3 separate regions of the Mus musculus genome follow, and regions 1 and 3 are each linked to region 2. The links are chromatin loops, found by intact Hi-C in ENCODE. Cell type or tissue: left cerebral cortex. All regions are shown on one strand. Region 1 has its middle 53 kb from the start of 4933409F18Rik. Region 2 has its middle 68 kb from the start of 1700020D12Rik. Region 3 has its middle 18 kb from the start of Gm20187.

What was found. Peaks named below come from ENCODE experiments on the same cell type or tissue, not always from the same donor. Only the 100,000 strongest peaks of a DNase experiment are listed, where the experiment ranks them.
Region 1: a loop joins it to region 2, with 2.3 times the contacts of the local background. A loop is called at or near these places in 3 of 42 quality-filtered maps.
Region 3: a loop joins it to region 2, with 2.0 times the contacts of the local background. A loop is called at or near these places in 3 of 42 quality-filtered maps.

What each region holds. Positions count from the first base shown.
Region 1 is chr12:26,777,841-26,785,840 of GRCm38, forward strand. No RefSeq gene overlaps it. Among named protein-coding and RNA genes, the nearest start is that of 4933409F18Rik, 53 kb to the right of the region's middle. In left cerebral cortex, no CTCF peak of the experiment used is centred here; DNase peaks (open chromatin) are centred at 1,135, 3,868 and 7,940.
Region 2 is chr12:26,540,746-26,548,745 of GRCm38, forward strand. No RefSeq gene overlaps it. Among named protein-coding and RNA genes, the nearest start is that of 1700020D12Rik, 68 kb to the right of the region's middle. In left cerebral cortex, no CTCF peak of the experiment used is centred here; DNase peaks (open chromatin) are centred at 4,313, 5,812, 6,055, 6,434 and 1 more place.
Region 3 is chr12:27,129,339-27,137,338 of GRCm38, forward strand. No RefSeq gene overlaps it. Among named protein-coding and RNA genes, the nearest start is that of Gm20187, 18 kb to the left of the region's middle. In left cerebral cortex, a CTCF peak has its summit at 4,272; DNase peaks (open chromatin) are centred at 975, 1,421, 2,318, 2,669 and 1 more place.

The sequences.
Region 1 (8,000 bases), 240 kb after region 2:
CACACAAATAGTTTTCTCCAATCGAGTCTCACTGAGAGCACAAACAACACTTAAAGGTGAGCCTATGCCAGCAGGGGAATGCCAACACAAAACAAACTCAGTGATATTTGGGGGAAAGTGTGCGTGTGTGTGTGTGTGTTTGTGTGTGTGTGTGTGTGTGTGTGTGTGTGTGTGTGTGTGTGTTGTGTATGGTATATATGTGTGCTTCTCCTGCTTTTTCTTTGTTTTTGATTTTTAATTCCTTTAAAATTTTTTACCTGTTTATTTTCTAAAGAAAGAGAAAGAAGGCATGGAGTAAGAAGGGTAGGGAATATGAGAATGATCTGTGAGGACATGAGGGAGGAGAAATTGTGATCAGAATATATTTTTTAAATGTTTTTAATTATAAATTAGAAAATAAAAACGAACTCCTGACTAGTAAAAGCCCTAACATGTCACTATTCAACACCACCAAGACAGATGGGGAAACTTGAGGGTGGCCATGTCTCTTCCTATGAAAGATGGCGCTTCTTTAGTCACTCTCTGGGGAGGTAGAAGATTTGCATATTTAATACACACACACACACACACACACACACACAAACACACACACACACATGAGAAATTCAAGGCATCAGAATAAGGAAAGCATGAAAAATAATATCCAGGGCATTAAGTCTAACAGCAAAAATCTGAAAATCAACCATAAATATATCTACCAAGTACAGAATGGATTAGTAAAATGCTGGATGTTTATAACCTAGCATGACTAGTAGTGAGCACATACCTTGGTGGTGATAAGTTTGCAAAGTGTAATACTGGGCGAAATCTCCAAGAACATAGGCACCTATGCTCTTCCGAAAAGTGTGCAGAAGGACCCAGGGTGCTGCACCCAGACAATTCCTGCCCACCTGCAGCCTGATGCCTGTATTTCATAGAAGAAATTGCATTTCTTATGTAGCTTGTGGCTCCAACCAGGGCTCAGGCAGAGATATAAATTCATGTGGCACAGCACAGACTTCAGAATCGCTTGCCCTCTCCTTCAAAGTGGTTTATGTCCTGGCTCCTTCTTCCTTCAGGATTTCTCCCTGGGAGCTCTTAAATCCTCAGGCAAATAGGCCAGAAGCCAGCTCCTTCCAGTCCCAATTGCTTTGTCATGTGACTCGGGCTTGCTTCAGAGGATTTAGACACACCACAGGTAGCATATGGAGATGGAGAAATCTGCATTTTCACAGGGTGAGGCTTTGTGCAATATTTAGGTAGGCATGTTGAATCGCTGCTCTTGTTGCACAGTGGGGCTTATGCTTGTTACAAAAATGGCTTGGGTAGGGACAGGGAGGGTAGGACCCAGCCTAGCCTGTTCCAGAGCAGAGCAAGGTTGCTGCCAAGGTCACCAACTACAAGTCAGTCTAGGTACCATCTCCCTACCCATACTGCATTCACAGCATACACACCGAAGGGCTCTCTGTTTTGTTTACTATAGTCAATCAGCAAAGAGAATGTGCATCTTACTGTAAGCAAAAATGTCACTTTATCACACACAGTGGTGTGAAGATAATGTAGGGCCCTACGTTTCGACCCCTACCTTCAGCTCTGCAGCTGGGTTAGGACTGTAAAAGGAAAGAAATATCCAATGAGAGGAAGGTGTGGAATTATGCCTAAGTACTGAATTCTCTACAGCAGCTTATAAAGCAGAAAATGGGTGCTGTGTGTTGGAGGTGGGTAGAGAGATGATTTGGAGGAACTGGGGACAGTAGGGACAGTGGACAACAGTCACCCTCCAAAACACCCAGGGGCTGTCTAGGGTGGAACACTAAAGTCAAGAAGGCACTGAGTCCCTCTAGAGTTACTGGAGGAACAGTTTGCTTCCTTCAGGGCAGACCATTAATAGTGTGAGAGATTTTTCACACACTTTCTTAGGCATTATGAGATAGGGAAATGGGTAGAGGACTTTTAATATTTAAGGGTTATGTTTTAAAGCAAATTGTTTATTTAACATGAAATGCCATGTGACTTTCCTAACATAACAGCCTTCTTCTGTGTATTGCCATTATTGGGAGATTCTTTTGAGAATTATGTTGGCTCTACAATTAGAAATTAGCTTTCTCTAAATAAAAAGTACTACACATTTGTGAAAATACTTTTATATATGTATGTGTTTAGGATAAAAACTTTTCTAAGAATATCTTGTTTTGATGGAATACTAAATCCCATGAGCGCATATAATAGGGCCTAAGTGTACCCAGGAAACTCCCATCAGAATAGACAGGTATTTTCTAGAAAACCTAGAACCATGACAATATTTAGGGGTGATCTCCCCATGATCCCTGCTTGAGGATTAAGTTAGTCTGGGGGTCTCTGAAGAGTTTAGGTGCAGTGGCCACATCTCTCCAGGCTTTGTTTGTTGTGACTTCCTTTCATGACCTCAGAGGGGAGAGAGTATCTTGTGACTTCTAGAGTGTAAAGTGTGGATGAAGGTGCTATATGGCCCTCTTACACACACATGCCCCTGCAAGCAGTCTCCATGGTGACCTTCCTGAAGTGTAGCTTGGGAATGAGCTGTCTTGAGCAGAATACTCCCTCCCCAACCAACCCCCTCCCTACCTCACTACCATCCACTCTCACCCTTCCCACCCTCTCTCCCTACGCCCATGCTTCAATGTTGTATTGTTCTTCCTTCTGGACTGGGGCCTTCCCTACAGGAGAGAGCCTCATTGAGACACAGGAAATAAACAAGAGTTGCAAGGCTCCAGCAAAGAAAATACAACTTACAAGTCTCGGGAAGAACCTGAAACATACAGGATGCACAGTTTGCCCCATACGCACAGGGTTATGGGGACAATTGTGGAGGACAGGATGCTTTCTTGCTAGTTGAGCTCATTTGATGGCCACATATGCAATGCTGCCTGCAAATTGTAGAGGAAACCCCAGAGCTGCAGACACAGTAAGAGTTATCTATCTATCTATCTATCTATCTATCTATCTATCTATCTATCTATCTATCTATCTATCTATTTTGGCTATACTTCCTCCAAGACACCCATGCTCTGTAAGTACTTTGGTTTGTTTACAACTTCCCAGGTAAAGAAACAGAATATCTATGTAGAGGTATACTGCTCTTGGAGTCACTTGGGCCAAAGTTTGCTTTTGAACTAAAGTTAAGTTAAATTTTTATCAAGTCCTCGTAGTGCTATCTGAGAATGTGTAGCTTGTTCTTATGCATAAAAGGCACAGACATATGTGAATAGAGTCAAACCCACAACCCAGATTAGTTTATTCAGAGTCCTTGTATGTGGTCTGTGAGCCTGGGTACTGCAGGCCTTGGCCAGTGCATAGAGTTTACAGGCTAGTCTGTGCCAGTCATTCACCAGGCTGAGTTCTCACTAACTGTGTTTATCTGATCAAGTGCCTCAGGCTCTCTCTTTTCACTTGCCTTAGATTTTCTTGCATATGAAGTGAGGTTGTGATCACAGGCTATAATCATGTGCAGGCCTCATGTTTGTGGCAAGCAAGATTGACAAACAAGTTCCCCTGTCCTAAATTTAGAGAGAGGTATTCCACTTGATCAAGGTTAGGGTATAGTTTTCTAAACCCTGGGTTCACCTGCACACTTCCAAGTGAACATACAATTGTGTCTGTGGCCTCCCTCACCCATCCCTGACTATCCTGCCATGCAGCTATACTGCTTTTGTTCTTCCACTCTCTTCCAAGTACTTTCCTATTCAAGACAACCACTTTCTGCACCTCCCTGCATGCCTCCTCTCGCTCAGATCCTGAAGTCCCTTCCTGCTTGTTCCTATTGCCTCTCCATGCAGCTTCTGTTGGGAGAAGAGGCAGCATCGTGGGCTGCCATGAGCTCAGTGAGGCATCTGTCTTGCTCCACCACAGATGGCTTGGCACCTGTTTCTGCAGAACTTCCTTTCCCAGAACAGCTGGCCTTTGCCATCTTTCTCAGCCCACAGCCATCCAACTGTTCATCCGCACTGGTGACCAGCCTGAGGCATGCTGCCTTGGAGTTGAAGGTGCTCTCTGTTCAGTGTTTTGTGGTCTAAGTTAGTTGTACTTGCCCTGGATTCTGGATTCCAAGGCAGCACTGTCATCCTGCCTGCACCTGGGATAGGTGAGAGTGTGTGTTTGTGTGTGTGTGTGTGTGTGTGTGTGTGTGTGTATGCATGTGTATACTTAGACTCTGTGCAATCCCAGTATCCTTACAGCCTTAACATCCAAGGTGTCACTAACAACCAGTGTCCAGATCAGACCAGCATCCTGATTCTCTAACAGGTTCTGAATTCAGTGATTCCCACAATACACTCATTGTTCCTCATCAGTGACCTTGAAATGTGAATGAAACTCTTTAATATTTGAGTCCCACATCCCCCTGACATTTTCTGTCACCAGGGATTTCATTTTTCCCTGTGTGCCAGCTCTGGTTCTAACCGGCTCTGTGTCAGCCAGCTCTCCCCGTTTGTAACAAAACACTGGAGACAACTGACTTAAGAAGACAAACGGTTTGTTTTGGTGCCCTTTGTGGGTTTTAGTCCATGGCTGATTGGCTGGCTGTCTCTCAATACCCTTGGACCTGTGGAGATGTGGCTTACAGCGATCTGAGTGCATCCTAGATGAGGCTGTGTGTTCCATGTCTGGAATGTGAAAGACAAAGGAAGAGGAAGTTCGGGGCTCCCAGTATGCTCTCCAAGAAGACAACTCCAACAACTAACTACCTTCCTCAAGGCCCTAGCACCATCCCCTGCCTTTTCCCCCTTGGGCTAAGAACCAAGTGTTCACATAGAGGTGGTCTTTGGGAAACTTTTATCCGAATCTTAGCAGGCCATTAGTTCAATACGGACAGTTGGGAATGTGGCCTGGGCCAGTGAATGTCCTGACAGGCTCTTGTGGAATTTAGCTCTTGTTCTAGGTAGAAGCTGATGAGCTCTTTCTTGAGAGTCCTCTAACCCCCTTGCTCTGATCTTAAAGGGCTTTTGAAATTCAGAGACCTTAGAAACAAATGCTTTAGCTTCCAAGCCCATCTGGTTGAATGGATACTTTTAGCTATGAAGCAACTATACAGATGAAATCTCAGTCATTTCGATAACCCATATCAGCATGGCTAGCCTTACTTCCAGAGGAAATATTCTCCCATATGGCATGACTTCAGAGGCATGGCCGTGGCTACATATGCCTCCTTTCCTCATCTCCTTCCCCAAATACAACTATTTCAGGTTTTCAGTTCCTAGTTAAACACAAATTCTTTCCTCAGGAGTTATAGCTTATAATAGAAAATCCCCCAGAAAATCAGCACTGATGGTGGGATCCACATCTCCAGGATGAGCTTTTCCAAGTTTTGGGTCTTACTCACATCCTTCCAGTTTGCCTGAATTTGATGAAGCTACAGTTGAAGTGGGTAACAAGGAAAAACTATTATTTAAAGAAACAGAAAATGATAATAAAAGATTGTAGAGGCAAGTGGGGACATAGATGCTAATGTGGGCCCTCTCTAGGCAGCAGTTTTATTACTCAGCATCCACTACCTCATCAGGGGAATGAAGGCATTCAGGTTCCCAGCTTAAGACTTGCACAATTATTCCTATTCTATAGAAGAAGCAGAACTAGAAGGGCTTGGGGCAGTTTCCTTTGCCATCTGTGTGGGTCACAGTGTACATGATCTCAAATCCCAGGACTGTCTGTCTCCTTGCTTCAAACCTGCATGCAGACACATACCTGCAATCGAGCTTTGTATGGGTAGGTTGAGGCAGAAGGACTGTGAGTTCATGGCCAGCCTCAGCCACATAATCAGAGCCTAATCTAATAAGCAATAAAGCAAACAAAGAGACAGTTCATAGCCATGGAAGCCAAGTTTTCTGGAACAAGCCTTTCCTATGGGTATTAAAAGAGGAGAGGTAGCTGGGTTTAGTCTGTTCCTGCCTATATTCTTAAAAGGGAATGTCATCTTCTCCACACAGGTAGTTCTGGGAAATTAATCTGACTTCAATGAAAGAGCTAGCAGGAGACCAACACTCAGAACACAGGCACATTAAATGCTCACCAGAGCACAACTTATAGCGTGGTGGCATTAGCCACATTTATGCTGTGTCTGACTTTTTTTTTTTCTCCAAATGCCTCATTTCAATGCTGACAGATTGGTTGACATCACAGTGTCTGTGGTATGCAGTGACAAAATGGTGTGACTTCTGTTACTACTGTTACTCAGACTACTTCATGGAAGCATTTGATTGACAAAGAGTACTTGTGCAAAAAGGTGTTCTCTGCCAAGAATTGGATCTCATGTGGTGTATTATTAGATCAATGGTATTTAAAGGCATTTTCCCTCCATGAACTCTCACAAGCGAGACAGCAGGCCGAGAAAAAGGGGCAAGCATGTATCCCAGCCAAGTGCTTCCTCACCAAACTCTAATTTCCATATTTTAGCAAGGAATAAGATATGCAATCCCAAACTTTATACATCTGGGTGAGAAAGAATAAAGTTCTTTGTGTTTTCAAATAGTGCATTTCTTTTGTTTAAATGTTTAAATACCAAAACACGCATGGTGGCCAATAGCAAAACATATAAGACGGCTGCAGAAAACATCCTCTTATTCCCTTATTGTCCTTCGTGGTTCCTAGTTGCTTGAAATCCTTGTAGGGAGACAGCAGCAAGAGAAAACAATGTGATCACCAGCAGAATATTTGCTTTCTGTTGGAAGATTCCAGCAAAAGGTTTCATGTGCTGGATGGCTTTTTTTCCAATTAGAAGACCAGGCTGGGCCTTTGGCACTGCGCTGATTCACAGCAGGGCTTTTCTGGCATCTGCTGGTGGGATACTTGCAGTGGGAAAGGAGTGTGTCTCTTAACCTCTTGACCTCCCTAGAATATTGTCCTGAATGTAAAAGCTATTGTCCTTCAGGCCAGTGACTTCTGCATGTGTACCACACACCATCCTCTTTCTAAGCAAGGATGAAGGTGTTCACCGGACTCAACTGAAAATGAGAAGCACAGCAACAACCTGCTTCGACATCTAAGACATCCCGAAGACAACTGCTTAGAATAGTTCATCACTGTGTGCATGCACATTCCAGGGCACATAGGGTGTGAACCAGATAGATATCATGTGTGCTATTTATAGAAGATCAAGGATATTATAATTAACCTGGTTTTGGACAACAGCTGCAGGTATCACAAAACATCTGGGGACAAAGACAATGGACCGAAGTGCAGGCTGCCGGCATGTGTGATGGGTGGAGAGACTCTTCCTCCCTCATGACTTTTCATTCCAATCACAGAAATAGCTGTCACTTTCCTGCTACCAAAGGAGGCAAATTCATATGAGGACAAACTTCTGTTCTAGCATGTTGGTAAGTACAAGAAACGTGGAGATGGGGTGCTGAAAGGCAGGGGCAAAGGCCTGGGCTGAGCAGCAGGGGCAAAGGGCCACCCATGCCACCCTGACTTAAAGTCTCAGATCTACCAGTTCTCTTAGCCTTGACGTGGTCCGGCTTGGTCTTCTCACTGGAAGAGACAAATGTTTTCTTTGATTTCATCATTACAGGCTGTTATATCAGAAGCATCAGATGCCAGACTGTGTAAAAGTATAACACTGAGAAGTTCACTAGGGGTAAGGACACTGGTACCATGTGGGTTCTCTACATTGGGGACCTGCTGGTAGCTGACTGGAGTCTGCTAGGATTTTTTTTTTCCTCCAGAGTCTTGTCTTTCCTTTTCCTAGTTAGCCTGGCAATCTCTGCTCCTCCTCTGAGACGTCTAATATATTTTCACAGCATTCCCAACTTCATCATTTTGACTCATATATTTTTGTCCCCAATGTCTGCCACTCACTGTATACCACCTAGTGCCAGTCATGGAGTAACCCTTAATCTCAGCATTCATGAGAGCTGTGTTCTTTTTTCTAGCTAAAGGAACTGACAGCATGCTTTATCTAGTATGGCTTATGTTCCCAGTGGATCATTGCCAGAGTCAAGACTCCAGCCCGTGGATTCACAACTCCAGTATAGTACTTGCCATTTCCA
Region 2 (8,000 bases):
GCAGAGAGAAGCTGCCCAGAGGGTCCCCACTAGCATCTCATAGGATGTAGCCTGAGGGCTCATACCTGCCACAGAGCATCCAAGTGACTGTATATACTTGTAGTGGTACCCTGAAGAAGAAATTGAGCAGAATTCATGAGTAATGGTCATAGGTACATTCACCAGCCTTACAGTTGCTTCCAGGAGATGCACTGTGGAGGATGAGGCCAAAACACATTTCTAGAGAGTCCTTCTGCCTCTGTTCAGCTACATCAAGACTTTGAGATAGGCTGAGTCTTTTAGTTAGGGTTTCAAATGCTGAGAAGAGACACCATGATCAACGCAACTCTTCTAAGGGACATTTAACTGGAGCTAGCTTACAGGTTCATAGATTCAGTACATTATCATCATGGCAGGAAGCATGGCCATGTCCAGGCAGAAACAGTGCTAAAGAAGAAGCCAAGAGTTCTACATCTTCATCTGACTGCAGCCAGGAGAAACTGTCTCAGGGGCAGCTAGGAGATGAGTCTCAAAGCCCATCCCCACAGTTACTTCCTCCAACAAGGCCACACCTTCTAATAGTGCCACTCCCTGGCCAAACATTTTCAAACCACACACTGAGCTATACCACCAAGATCTCATGTACTCCACTCTGCCTGCCTAATGTGGCGTTTAGAACAGAGTTAGTAGACATGGTGGTTAATCTTGACTGTTAACTTGATGAGACCTGGAGTTATCCAAGAGGTGCACTCCAGCATGCACATGCACTTTACTTGTGCATTGAGAAACCACCAGGTTCTCAGCCTTTCCAGTCTGAGATAGTCATTGTTGGGCTACTCTGCCCATATCATGTAGACAATCTAACAACTCTTATTTTGATACTTATTCATTGTATTGCTTCTGTTTTTCTGGAGAACACTGACTCTCCCTTCTTCCCATCATGTCAAGCCACAACAAATCCAATTTCTTCCTTCCTTCCTTCCTTCCTTCCTTCCTTCCTTCCTTCCTTCCTTCCTTCCTTCCTTCCTTCCTTCCTTCCTCCCTCCCTCCCTCTCTTCTCCCCTTCTCTTTCTTTTTTTCAAAAGCATACAGTTGAGAATTCAATGAAACTCAGAACTCAGCCTCAGGTCTTCAGCACCCTGCAGATATATATACTGTCTGGAAACTAGTTTTTCTTTTCTTTCTTTCTTTCTTTCTTTCTTTCTTTCTTTCTTTCTTTCTTTCTTTCTTTCTTTTTCCTCCTCCTCCTCCTACCCCCTCCCCTCCTCCTCCTCCTCCTCCTCCCCCATCCTCCTCCCCCTCCCCTCCTCCTCCCCTCCCCCCTCCTCCTCCCCCTCCTCCTCCTCCTCCTCCTCCTTCTCTTCCTCCTCCTCCTCCTCCTCCTTCTTCTTCCTAAATCAGTGCAATGATCTGCTAACACCACGGAAGACGTTTTAATATATCTGAAGTGTCCCAACTTTACTCATTTCATGAAGACCAGGAGACTGAGTTTGTCATCATAAAAGATCTAAACATGAGGTCTAAACAGAAGTTTCAGTGATCCTAGAAGTGAATAACACTAGAAGATTCTGGATAGATAATCCACTGAGTCAAGTTGCTAGCCCTCCCTCTGGCATTCATTGACTTTGCCTCTGAGTATGGACCCTGGACCTATAAATGAGGCTGCCAAAACCTTAAAGTCAGAGTTCTCTTCAAGGCAGTTATTGCCTTTCAAAGAAGATGAATAACTTCAAAATACCGTTTGCATGTGAATCAACCTGGAAAGTGCCTTCCCCTACTTTGCCTTGTTGTGTTTGCACACAACCATTCCAGGGAGTAAATTTTTAACATCTGTTCAAGGGTGATAAGAAGAATGCCTATTCCCTGACTCCTTTGCATAAAGACTGACAGGAGAGTCAAGCATTGACATGGAGATCAGACACACAGCAAATGGGCTTCATCTTTGGCTCATTTACACGTCAATGCCAAGCCCTGGCTGCTTCCTGACTTTGTCTTGTCTCAGCTCCCAGAGCAAACACAAGGAGCTCTGTGGGTCTTACACATATGCACCTGTAGATATGTCTTGACAGATGACAACAGGAGCATGGCAGAGCTCTGTGGCTCTGTTCTGACAGGATGGGGGCACTTTACTCAGCAGTGACTATTGATTGTCCGCTGTCCAGTAACAATGTGAACTGACTAACAAAATCCTCCCTTCATTGGACCTTGGTGGCAGATCTTATGTTTTACTTTCCCATTCATCAGCTTCTCAGGCCAAAATCTCTCTCTCTCTCTCTCTCTCTCTCTCTCTCTCATGTGTGCACATGTGTTTGTGTGTGTGTGTGTGTGTGTGTGTGTGTAGTGTGTATGAGAAGGTGGAAGGGGAGAAGAAGAAAGAGAGGAAGAGAGACTATGAGATGAGAGGGATGAAAGTGGGTTGGCCTAAGAGCAACCACTTCATCTCCTTCATCTCCGGCGGCATCTTTGTACCAAATCCCCATCTCCCTGAGGAATCTGGACAAGTCTGCCGAACAAAGCAAAGGCCTAACTTTCAGAAGTGATGGGGAATTTTACATCATATAACTTAGTTTCACATACTGCACATGGCAGGGAGCATGGAGGAATCAGGTACCACAAATTGAGAGCTGTCAAGTCACAGAAGAACTCAGTCTCAGAGACCTATGGAGAGGCATAGCCTGTTCAAGCCTGTGTTCTAAGAGTTACGTCTGCTATCTCAGTATTTGTTAAAGGCTAGTTTCTATGGCTCTGAACTTGAATGCCTTTGTCCCTTGGCAGGTACTTGGCAGAATATGAATTTTAATTTGTTTCTCACTTCTGGGAGGGACCATAGCACAGGGGCTGATACAGCCTACTCACGGAGGCTGTTTCACAGCTGAGCATACATGCTGCCTTTTCATGCTATCCTTCCCTAACCCAGGAGCTATGCTGACTTACAATGTCAACATTGAAGAGACTCTGAACTGCTCACATCATCCTGTATGCATGCACAGGGTCAGAGGTGGACCATGGATATTGATCTTGTACCTAGTCTTGTTGGGTGATAGGGCTCAGGTCTTGAGGAATTGAGTCAGGGTGTATTAGGCTATAGTCCCCTTGTCATAAAGAATTGCATGGACTCAGCCTGACTGGTCCACTCTACTTACAGAAACAATAAACAATATGTATAGGTACTGAGAACAACCTACCCTGCTCCTAGTCACACCACAAAAGAATAGATGAAACTTCCTAGTAGCTGCCTATGTGCATGACCCCAGCCCCTCTGAACGCACTCACACTTCATCTCACAGAATGATTGGGGCCTCCTTGTTCTTCCAATACAGCGATATTACTTTCTCCCTCAAGGGAAAAAATATACTCATTTAATATACCTCCCTTTTCTCTTACCCGCCTCCTCACCCCTCACCCTTACCCTCTTCCTCGTCATTGTTGTTGTTGTCATTGTATTCGTCATCATTGTCATCCTCCTCCTCTTCCTTTTCCTTCTTTCTATTGATTCTAATTTGTATAGCCCATATCCCCATATACTCATGGTTTGTGGCCATCTTCTGGAGTACTGTTGACCTACCAGGAGCCACAACCTTAAAAAAAAATACATACTCTCTCTCCCCAAAGTTATCAACTGTCAATTGCTTTGCAGTTAAGGGTATAGGCTTTCAAAACCCTCTGTCTCTATGCTAGAATGTTGAATAGCTCGATCTTAATTGAATATATATATTTAAATGTATGACATATGCAATTTGTGTTGGATTTATCAAGGCCTATTCCCATCTGAAATTGAGGAGAGTCTGAACAGGGGGCTTTGAGAGAGAAGTGCTCAGCAAGAAAGGGAGAATTAAAATCCTACTTGCCCCATTTCCTTCTTGGTTGTGTTTCTCACTCTTGCCCACTCTTGGCCCTTTCCTCTCTATCTCACTGAAGTGTGAGAAACCACTGCAGTCCTAGCCCCATCATTTGCTTCCCATGCATTCATGGGATGAGAAGGTGCCTTGCAGTGGCTTAGAGACCATTGCACCTGACCACACTCAGTCCATTTTAGGTTCCCATGCAGCTCATAGGTGGCTCCAAAAGCCATGTTTGTTACCATGTCAGCCCTATTCTGCCACAACAAACTTTAAAGGTCTCCATAGCCAGATGGCTATCCTTGTCCCTTCTTTATATCTCATTTGTTGTGTTTTAATCTCAACTGGCATTTGCTGACTTAACAAATGATTTTTTGTGTAGGTTTTACTTTAAGTGAATTATCTCTTATCCCATGTAAGTGAACGCAAGTCTTGCCTGTGTTGTTCACTGTTGAACCAGGAAACCCGGAGGAGGAACAGCAGGCCTCACTGACAAGGTGGTGGGTGTTTGCTTCAGCATAAACGTCTGTAAACAGTGAGTGAGGCCAAGCAGCCGTGGAGGCAACTTCTGCATGAGGGCCAGGCTGAAGCCTGCCTGAGAGCCTAGAGATTGATGATATGATGACAGTCACTTGGGAACTGCTACTTGGAGGACACATTTGCTTGGGACCAATGGGACACAGGTAGAGGGTATAAGCAGCACTCTCCAAGGATTGATAAATGAGCTTGCTGCTGCATTCTCACCTGCTCCCAGAGTCTGAACCATCGATTCCATGCCTTCTTACCAACTGGCCCCAAAGGGGACACCAGGCAGGATGGAGGACTCAAGCAAAGGGAACCCTACGTGGACCAGGCTACTTTCCACATATGTGGGAGAATGAATGAATAAAAAGAGAGGGGTGAGGTCTTGATTTTGATGCTACCCAAAGCCTATGAGATTTATAGCATGTGTACAATTCTTCCACATCACACCAGTCAAGTGTGTACATGTATTGCTTGGAAACATACCCCATATAAATACATTCGCACAACAGATATCTCTACACACTCATATACATGTCCTACATAACCACATTAACAGACAAGCTGTACATTTTCCATACACATACGTACACATATAGTGTGCACCCTATAGTTCTGTATAATCACAAACATGAAGAACTCCAGCACCCAAACTGGAACATGTCATGCAAACCATATACAGACATCTCAGGATAGGTCCCCTAAATAACTGTGAAGATGCATGTACATGAAAATGCCACCTACCTATATACTCACCCTATACATATCCACCCTACTTAACTATACACATGCACATCCTAATATCTCTATAGACACACCTCATATCCTGATATGTATGAACTAAATCAACACATACAACATAAACCAACAACATCCTATGTATACACCCATCACACACCTCATATATATTGTTGATAGGATATATATACACACACACACACACACACACACACATTTAACAACACTATATGTACACATACCTTACATATACTTTGTCACTACATATATGAGTTCCATGAAACTATGCACACATGCACATATCCCAATACCTCTACACTCATATTCTATACAGCTGCTGATGCACATATTACATCAATACCCACATATGAACAGCACAATACCTCACATACACAAGGACTGCATGTAGCCACAAACACAAACATGCACACATACACATGCATACACTGTAACCATGCCTTCTTCCTTCTCAAAATGCATACTATGAACCATGTGCATGTCCCCCATAAGCTCTCACCAACCATATATACAGATGCACAGCCTGATAAACCCCATGCACACCTGCCACAATGCCACATAACTGCAAACACAGCTGTCACCTCATCACGTCACCAAGAAGAGAAGCCATATCTTTACAGTTTGCACAGTTTCCTTTCACATTTCTGGTGGCACATGCCCCACTTTCAGATCGTGGAGCCTGAGTGTTGCAGAAGGCTGTCGACAGTTGAGAGGAGGCTTAGAGAGGAATTCTTGATGACGGGCCAAAGAGATGGATTTGTGAGCCAAATTACACATGCGAAATCTACCCAGCTCACCTAGAACACTGTGATGCCCGAGCAGGGGACACCCTGAAGAATCTTGAAAACAAATGGAGAAGAGGTATCTTGTTAGCTGTGTGTGTGGATTAGTAGTTGGATGACAGAGGTTGAGTGGAACCTTGGGGACTATTGGCTCAGGGCACGCCAGGAAGGAACTCAGAAGTTCTTTATTGTTGGATGGGAAACACGACCAACGGAATGCTTCCAGCATTTCTCCTTTCCCAGATAGAATCCACATTCTGAAAATCTTCGAAAGAGAGGCAGAACACCCTGGAAAATGTCATCACTTTTTATGTTCACACTAATTCCTTATCACTTGTGTGGCTCAAATTCAAGTTTGCATGAGTTTCAGATTTGGCAAAGAAGGTTACAAGTTCAGATTAAATGCAGTTCTTCAGAGAACAAATTATAAGCACTTTATTATAAGCATTCTGTACCTTTCAGGGCTGCCAGAGACTGCCCACACCCCTTGGCTCCAGGGACAGTCTTCATTTTCAAAGCCAGTCATATTTTCTCTAGCTGCTCTCTTTCATGATGAAGGAACAGATGGTCACAAGGGGTTCATCTCCCTCATCCACAGTATCCTCTGTGACTCTACTTCTTCTATTATGTGACTTGATACAGACTCATAGATTGGCTTGTGGACAACTTTGAGAGGCCTGGTTCTGCAGATGCATGTGGCAAGAAGCTATGGGAGTCGGAGAGACAGAGACAGAACTGGGCTTGCGTGAGCTTCTTCTTCTGGATTCTAGGACTCTCCTCTTTTAGCACCAATGTCCCGCTCACACCCCAACTGACTCTATATTGCTGTCATTTGCTCAGGGCTCAGCATAGCTCATTCCCACTTTATCTCACCCATTCACAGTTCATGAAACTAAAACAAACACAGACTACAAAAGACAAATGATGAGGGTGCTCTCTCTCAGCAGCCAGGAGCCCAACAGGAAAGAAAGACAAGTTCAAAGTCTGTGTGTGGGCTCCAAGTTTCTGTCTGAGAAACAGCCGAGCCACTACCATCCAGGGTAAGCAGGGAGGGGGAATATTTGCATTCCTTAGGCAACAGTGCCTGTGACATAAGCTGCTTGCTAGCACAGCTGCTTTCTGGGAAGGGCACATGGAGCCCAAGAGGTTTTTCTGAGAAGGAACTGAGAAGACAAAACCCTTACACAAAGCTCAGCAGCCAAGTACAGACACAACCAAAGCTTCTCTGGGATGGAGCAGAGTTGGCAGAAACAGAGGATCAGAAAGGAAGCATCCAGCCCGCATCCTGAATTTAGGAAGTGAATTCATTTGCTGACATTAAATAGCCATAAGTGATGAGGTTGGAAAGGGACATAGGCTTAAGTCTACAGCCTGTTTGCCATCATTTGTATCTGGAATATCCCCTAAAGGACCACATGCTGACAGCTGGGTCTCTAGCCTCTGCCAAATTTGATGGTGGGACTTTTAGGAAATAGTGCTTCAGCAAAGGAAGTTGTGTCAAAAACATTCTATCTCCAGGTGTGGTGGCGCACGCCTTTAATCCCAGCACTTGGGAGGCAGAGGCAGGTGGATTTCTGAGTTCGAGGCCAGCCTGGTCTACAAAGTGAGTTCCAGGACAGCCAGGGCTACACAGAGAAACCCTTTCTCGAAAAAAACCAAAAACCAAACCAAACCAAACCAAACCAAACAAACAAACAAACAAAACCATTCTATCGAGGCTCAGGAAGTAAGAAAAAGGTACAAGCCTCAGGAAGTTCCTGGAACCTCTAAGGTTCACAGGCCTCTCCCAAATGCAGTGCTTGTAGATGCGATAATGCATGCTTGGGAGAGGAGAGTGTGCAAGGGACTGAGAGGAATGAGAGTTATGCAGGAGGTTCCAGCAGTGCAGATTTTGTGAGTTGGCACCCTGCTGCAGTGAGCTTTCTAGAGTTGTGGAGCAGCCCATGCTTACCCTGATGAGGAAGTCTCCCCTCACATACCCATGAGTAGCACCAGTAAACTCACTGGCTTACTAAACTGGAGGGGATGGAATTGTTTCTTTGGCTCATCCTTGGTGCCTTAGTAGGTGGATTTGTCTAGGGAAAGTGACACAATGGGGACAATGGTGTTTGTGCTGGCCTGT
Region 3 (8,000 bases), 590 kb after region 2:
ACATATGGAGGCCATCCTTATTCAAACCATCACAGGTGGATTAGTAAATCCTTATCTCAAAAATAATCAAAACAAAACCCAATAAAATGGTAGTTAATTAATTTTTAAAATTCTCTTCTCTGTGTAGAGCCCAAATTTCAAGTTGAAGTCAAAGAAACTATACTTTTAAACATAAAGTGAAACAGAACACATATTTTTCTCACTGGGGGCTGGTCTTCTTTTGTATTGGAACAACCCTGTGGTTCAGTCTTAGATATCACCATTTAAGTTTGTTTGTTTTTAATCAAGGGAAATCAAAATAATAGTTTGCCATTCTAATTGCTATTATTCCACTTGTCCAGGTACAGAGGTTCAACCAGGTACAGCAAAGTCATCTTGGTCCTTACAAGGTACTTGTCACGGGGGGAGGGGGTGGTAGTGCACCCTTCCCCTTCACCCAACACTTCAGCTTTAGGTTGCTGAAGCAAGAGGATCAGAGTTCAAAGTTAGCCTGGGCTAAAGAGGGAAATGCTCAGAAAAAATAAAAACTAAAACAAACTTCCATTTTTCTTGGGTGGTGGGAAGGAAACATAGTGAAGAGTCGGGTTAGGTGTTCCCTGTAACCTAAGGGGCTGACTCGTTAAACAGCTGTCAGGTACTGGTGATTCCTACTGTGACCCAGGACACATATAGGCAGTCATGACCGGATGATATTCTTATCCTGAATGAACACACATGGAGAGTCAGCACAGCCTTTTCTATACTCCACCTGGTCTACCTAGTAGAATCCACTTCTAATCAGCTACTTTACTGTATAACAAACAGGGACTGGTTTCATAGTTCTGGGGATGTCCCTTGAGATTAGAATTAAAGTACTCTTTTCTCAGTTAAGAGTGTGAGATAAATTACAAAGGCCGCCATCTGGATCTATCCTTAGAGCTCACCAAGAATGTAGATCCAGAATAAATAGCTCATTATTTCTGCAAGTGTTGCCTCTCTTCCATTTCTGTCCTTTGGTTTTCATACTTAAAGAGATATTCGTCTGATGGGGTGGGGCCATCTAAATAGTGACATCAGCTAGCCTCCTTTATGCTCCTTTTACTACTGGTGGAACACAGTATTCAAGTCTGTCTCCTATTCTACTAATTGTCTTGTCATGTGGGCTACCCATGCTGATTATCTCTATCTTTTGTTGATTTCACACATACTCATTCTAAATAAGTCCTATGGTTAGAGAGGTGACTTATGTAGAATTCATTTTTCTGGAGTGAATTTGCTTTGGTCAAGGGTCCAGAGCTGGGGTATCTTGATTCACTCTCTGAGTGGGTGGCCTTTTATGAGTCAGCGTCATCATTGCAATCATTTTGGGAAAGCAGAAAGCCTTCTCATCTAGTTTTATTTAAACCCCAAGTTAAGTGGACCCAGCCAAGTATTCTTTTCCATGATCCAAACTCACAGAAGTTCTCCCTGGCAGAATTAGCAGAATTCTCACCATGGGTTAAGCCTCCTCCTGATTCACACCAAGAAAAAAAGGTGAGAGAAGGTTTTATGTAGAACTCAAGTAGATTCAAAGTCTCAACTCTGGCCCCTATGACAAATAAACTGGAAAGCATTCCACCAAGCCTTATTTCTGAGTCAATCCAATATGTGCTCACATCTTTGGCTGCTACTTATGTTCCTAACTAACCTGATAACCCAGCTATGCAGCTATGAAATATTTTCCTACAGAAATGCTATTACAAGTTTCAGAAGTAGAGTTTTGAGACATCTTGTCTATCACAAGTTGTGGGTAAAGTTAATAGATTACAATTATTTTCCAAAGGGCTTCTTTCAAAGTTCTTAATGGTAGAAAAACATTGATTTTATGTTGATTTCAAACAAAATATAACAACAAACTAATTTCATAATGGGCTATATTTTCATTTGTGTGTTGCTAAACTTCTATATGATACTTGCTCTCTCAAAGAAAGGGCAGTCTTCAGTTTTTGGGAATATGAATAGAGATTCTTTCACTTAATGATTTACTTGATCAACTGATTTAGTAAATCCTGAAAGTACACCTTGAGGAGTATTTTGTTTGCTGGCAATTTTTTAAGAAAACTAAATATCAAAATAAAAACTGAACAGTTGTTTCAAAAGTCATGAAGTTCAAAACAGGCAATGTTGAATATAAGCCCAGATTTGCCTCAATCTATAGTTCTTGCTATACTAGCAATTGCTCAGAGGTGGTTGTGTCCTCCCTTGAGAACTCTGTGATCTCCAGGGATCTCCTCACCACTGTGAATCCACCTACATGCTCAGTCTCAGCTCTAGAAACAAGAGTGCTCCGTTTGCCAACAAGCCTTCCCTGTGATCATTTTTAATCTAGTCAGAGGAATTCCATGTTATGTCAGCTAAAATTGTTGTTCTATTCAGGGGACAAATAAGAATGTCATCAAGTCCCCTGGAAAATGTCAACTCTGACTATAACATATTACTTAGGTGAAGAAAAGGCAAACAAGCATATACTTAGTAGTATACATTAACCTGTTGCTAACAGAGCAGAGGTGTCTTGGCTTAGAAGCATGCTGTTTCCAGCCTTAAGTGAATCCACGGATGCTGTCCTTTGAGCTCCTGCCACCCACATCTCCTAAAACATCACTTACAGGCCTGTCAGTTTCTCAAGATTTGGAATTGAAAAGTGTGCCAAGAGCTGAGTGGAGGTGAGAGAGAGGGTAAAAGCTCAAGTGTCTGGAGAGCCAGATGGAAGTGAGGAGTGTCTGAAGAAAGCGTGTGTGGATAGAGGGAGGCTGAAGGGGAGGTGGAGCTACTCCAAGTTGGCTCTGTAGACAGGAGCTTTCGGCTTTGAAGGCTGGCTTGAAAAGTGACCAAATCTTTTGGAATCATTACTTCATTTGTCTAATGAGAATAAAAATTACTGACTTGCATGAGAAATGGGTGGAAGTGCTTAGGAAAGAATGTATAATGATAACAATTGTGTCATTGTAGCTAAACATGCACAGCTTGCTACTGATCGAATAGGACACTCTTGTCAGTTAGTCCAGGATGAGATTAGAAGAGAAGAAGGTTCTGGGACACCAGTCAAGGAGGTTTCTTGGACAGTTTGTCCATTAGCCTACATTCTGCAGAAGGGCAGAGATCCTAGAGAGATGCTTCAAGGGACTTATGAAGATTCTGGCCTATCCACTGATTACATACACTGGGTAGCATGTAGTATGGGTCATGTAGCATAGACAGCACTTAAAGACACTTAAAGGAGACATTATATCAACATGTGTAGGGAAGATATTACTAGGGCATCTAGAGGAGGGGTAGAGGTGCTGAAGAAAAGAGAAGACTGGGCATCTAAACAGGTGTGAGAGACAGCTTTCTCTGTGAAATGACTTCTATTTGGATACTACTTAACTGGTTTACATGTGAGTACATGCATGCACATGCACATATGTGTATGTGCATACATGTCTGTGTATCATGTAAAAATGAGTTTCTGACTTTACACTCAAGTATTATAGAGCCAAGAAGACCTATTTTCAGTAGTGAACAGGCTCAGACCCACTGTGTCTATGTTCTGACTTCATGAGGTATTGGAGCATTTGAAAAGCCAGATCTTTCCTTGGCAAATATGGTTGGTTGGTTGTTTCTCTGTTTTTCCAGCTACCGGAACTGATTTCACTCTAGGTCACAGTCTTCTCTTTTCTTCTCCCTCTCCCTCTCCCTCTCCCTCTCCCTCTCCCTCTCCCTCTCCCTCTCCCTCTCCCTCTCCCTCTCCCTCTCCCTCTCCCTCTCCCTCTCCCTCTCCCTCTCCTCTCCCTCCCCCTCTCAAATGAGTGAAGAATGTGGGACATCCATGGGGTCCCTGAGCAAGCTGAGCCACTGACTGAACAACAGAAGGTGATGTCAAGGGCAATGTCAGGCAGAGTGTGCAGAGATATCCCATGAAGGGTTGCAGTGATGGGGGTAGGGCATGGAGCACAGCATGGATACAGACAGAAGGCCCACAAGCCCAGTTGTGTAGGAGCAGGAGGCAGTTTTCTGGAGGAGGGGAAAACTCTGCTACTGCTCCATCTACAGCTTAGGGCTCCATCATTTTTCACAATAAGCCTCCCAGACAAGGATGTCTGGCATACATTTCTTTGTATCCTGCACACATCATGAGTAGTTTCTTTAGTAGCCTTACTCAGAGCAGAGCAACCCTCCAGCCAGGCGCCCTGTGAGAGAGGTACTGGTTCCTGTCAGCAAGCTACTCTGATTTGGCTGCTTTGAGCCACATGGGGCAGTGTTAGTACCTGGTCCAGACTGGGCCCCCACAGCATCTCTCCTGAAAACACAGTATCATCCCAGGAAGGAGAATGCAGAGGTATCCTCTCTCCAGGCCTGGAAACAATAGCAGTCTCAGGAGAACAGATGGGCAGGGTTCATGTCCCCACAGCTCATGCAAACTGGGCTAGCTTGAAGAAAACACTGAACACTGTGCATGAAATACCCACCAACATCAAACTGACTGGCTATAGAGGAAATGAAACCCATGATGCTGGCTCTCCATGTTTGCTGGGAGCTGCTACCTAAATTGCATGTCTCCTGCAGAGAATAGTACTATTCCACCCTCCAGGCACAGAAGCAGTTGGGGGAGTGAAGTGGGAACTGGGCCAGTTAGAGGCCCCTAGCTTTCACTCATAGGTTGGGCCAACCATGTGTATAGTGCTGTTGGGACAGGATACTACTTATGGTTTTAGTCTTTATAAGTGATTGCTTTGTTCAAGGCTTTTTAAAATTAATAAATTATTTTATTTATTTACATCCCAAATGCTGTCCCCCTCCCAGTACCCTCTCAGAGTTCTTGCCCCCATCTTCCCTCCCCTTCACCTCTGAGAGGGTGCCCCATCCCCAGGTATCTCTAAGGTGACTGCTATAGAGTCTTTCAGAAGCAGAAGGAAAGGGGGTGGGTTGAGTCTGAAGCTACCTCTCTGCAGAAATCACCATGGACCCCAAAAAAACTCAGAGTGACAGTGTGGTGTCATGCTGGGGCTGAATGTGCCCCAGGGCAGGTAGAAAGTCGATATTTTCCCTGTAGGATGAGCTCAGAAAGAAAAGTTAAAGAACAAGCTCACAACTTCTAAAAGATCTTATACTGCCACTGTGTGTTTGGATGTTTCTCCCTCCACAGACTCTTTAGCTCTTTCTGTGGTAATTATTGACCTGCCCACAGCCCAGAGCAACAAGGCTGAGCTATTATTTCCCTGTGGATATATGGCTTAGCTAGCTGACACTCAGGTCAATAGACTCTGGTTGAAATGACTCTCAAGCCCAGACCTCAGCTGCTGTCTACCTGGCTTGTCTCTTGTTGTCCTTGGGCCCAGCCTTTTGATCAGCCTGCTCCTGCTGTCTGCACAACTTGCTTCCCTCCACTGATCCCAAAGGACAAGGCTTCCTTTAGTCACCCCACCGGGTCATGCTGTCATGGTCTTTCCTAATGGAGAGCTAGGGAGGAGACCTGGGTAGGGGGGGGGATAATGCAGTTGACAGTGTACATTCTTAGCACTCATAGAAAAAGTGATATGATATAGCCTATGCCTGAAAGCCCTGTGCTGGGACCACAGAGACAGGAGAGTCCCTGAGTCCCATGGACCAGGCAGTCTAGACAAATCAACAAAGTCCAGATTGAATGAGAGACCCTGTCTCAAAATTAATGGAGGTGAGCAATGGAGAAAGACACCTGATATCAATCTTTGGTCTCCACATACACATGCACAATCAGACACATGAGGGTATACGAGCACACTCATGCACAGGCACACACACATGTGCACACACATACACACACACACACACACACACACACACACACACACACACACTGGAATCAGCCTTTGAGTTTACTTAGAATCTACTGGAGTCTCTGAACTCCACTTCCTTCCACTTCTCTCCAGCCTGCCTGGTTGTGCTGTCTAGTTGATCTGATTGTGCTTATGACAGTGTGACGCTGAAAGGGTCTCCCCTGCTCCAGGACCTGTTTTCTATAGAATGGACTTCAGAATCATAGGAGAGTCAATACAGACAACTGGTCTATGGCAAGGGGAAGGAGCTAGCTTGGGGGAGGAGAGCCGGGCTTGGGCCCTCACTTCTTCCCCTCTCTTCCCTGTAGATGTAGTAGAGACCTAGTAGCTTATAGGCCTGGTTGGGGGGGGGGCACACTCTAGAACAGCCTGAGAACAGACTCAGCATCAGAACAACTGGTGGGGCACACTCTAGGAGGACAGCCCGAGAACAGACTCAGCATCAGAACAACTGGTTTCTTGGCCACACTGCACCGAGGAGCAGGGCACTGCCTCTTCTGCCCCTCCCAACCCCTACGCACACCTGTAGGGCAAACCACATATAAAAAGGAGTTAAGATTTCAATTCATACAATTCTCTCAAAACCCACACCCCCTACCCAGAGTCTCTGCTCAAGTAGCTTCCATATTCTGCTGAGGATTTCAGGGCTATGTCTAATGTCACTCTGTTTACAATGAAAGACCCAGGGAGTCTAATTTGTCTGAGACATTGAATGGTGGTAAAGCTAAGAAGTTGTCTTATCTGTATTTTAAATCGGCTGCAATTATGGCCATTTAATGCTTAATCCAGAAGAATATCCTTGCTTTACATAATAGAAAAGGCATGACACCAAGTAACAGTCAGTCTGCCTTCTGTTTTCACTGGGGATTAGTTCTCAGAACCTCAACAGATGCCAACATCTGCAGATGCTCAAGTGCTTATATAAAATGGTGTGACACTCGCATGTAACCTATCGCATTCTCTCGTGTGCTTTAAACTCTCTCTCCACGGCTTACCACACCTAAAGCTGTGTAAAAGCTCTGCAAATGAGCCTTACACTGGGCTTCTCTGGCAAAGGGAAACAGATCTGTATGTGTTCAGTACAGAGGAACTTTTTTTCCCCTGAATATTTTCAATCTGACATCGTTAAATCCACAGTTGTGAAAGCAGCGGCACAGAAGGCTGCTGTGCACACCCCGGACAGGAAATCGCTGCTGTTTCTTAAGCTTCTGTGTGTGCTGCAGGATTTTCCTGCCAAACAGCATTCCTCGCTCTAGTTCTGTAAGGAAGCTTTGCAACTCTACAGATGAAGAGTCTCCCATCCAGGATGGGATGTGGCTCAGTGGGTAAAGTGCCTATGGTACAAGCCTGAGGCTCTGCATTCTGGTTCCTAGTACCCTGTAAAAAGCTGGGGCCGCTAATGTTTGTCTATGACTCCAGCACCGGGGGGGCAGGGGACAGGGACATGAGAGTACCTAGAGCTCATTGAGATAGCTTAGTTAAGTTCATGAGTTCTAAGTTCACTGAGAAATTCTGTCGTTAAAATTCTAGTGGAAAGCTGTCTTGAGAAAACATCTGGTGTTTTCCTGTGGCCTCCATGGACACTCCATCCTATGCCTAAGTGCAAGCAAAGATTATCTCAGCAGATTCACCTTTCTTAACGCAAAGAGTAATAGGAAAATGTATATAGTATGAAGTATATACAAAGAAAATTGGAGAGTGTTGGGCTAAGACCCATTGCTAGAATGTTCTAGCCTTTCTTCCAACTCAAGCAAGGCTCCCACCTTGACAAGTTTTCCCAGGAAAGAGCTCTCAGCCTCTCTACATCAAGTTACACACTGTGGACACAGAAGGACAGATCCAGCTCTTAATGTCATAGTCAGTGTTCAAGGGAGAATAATGGGGAGAGGACCATTTGCTGTTGGCCTTTAAGTTATCACTGTGGTTGTTTACCTCTCTCTGTCCTGCACCCTCCTATTTATACACAAGCAAAGTTTGCATAAAATCCTTTACTATCCAAATGGCATCTGAGGCTCTCTGTGTCATTACTCTCAGCATCTTGGCTTCTGGCCCCTCTGTGTAGACACAGTGTAGACAGCAGGCTAGCAACCTCAAATAGCCTGCACCTGCAATTTGTCTATGCTTATACGCGCATACATGTCCTGTCTCCAGTTATCTTGCCCCAAGAATAAATATCTACATTTCTTC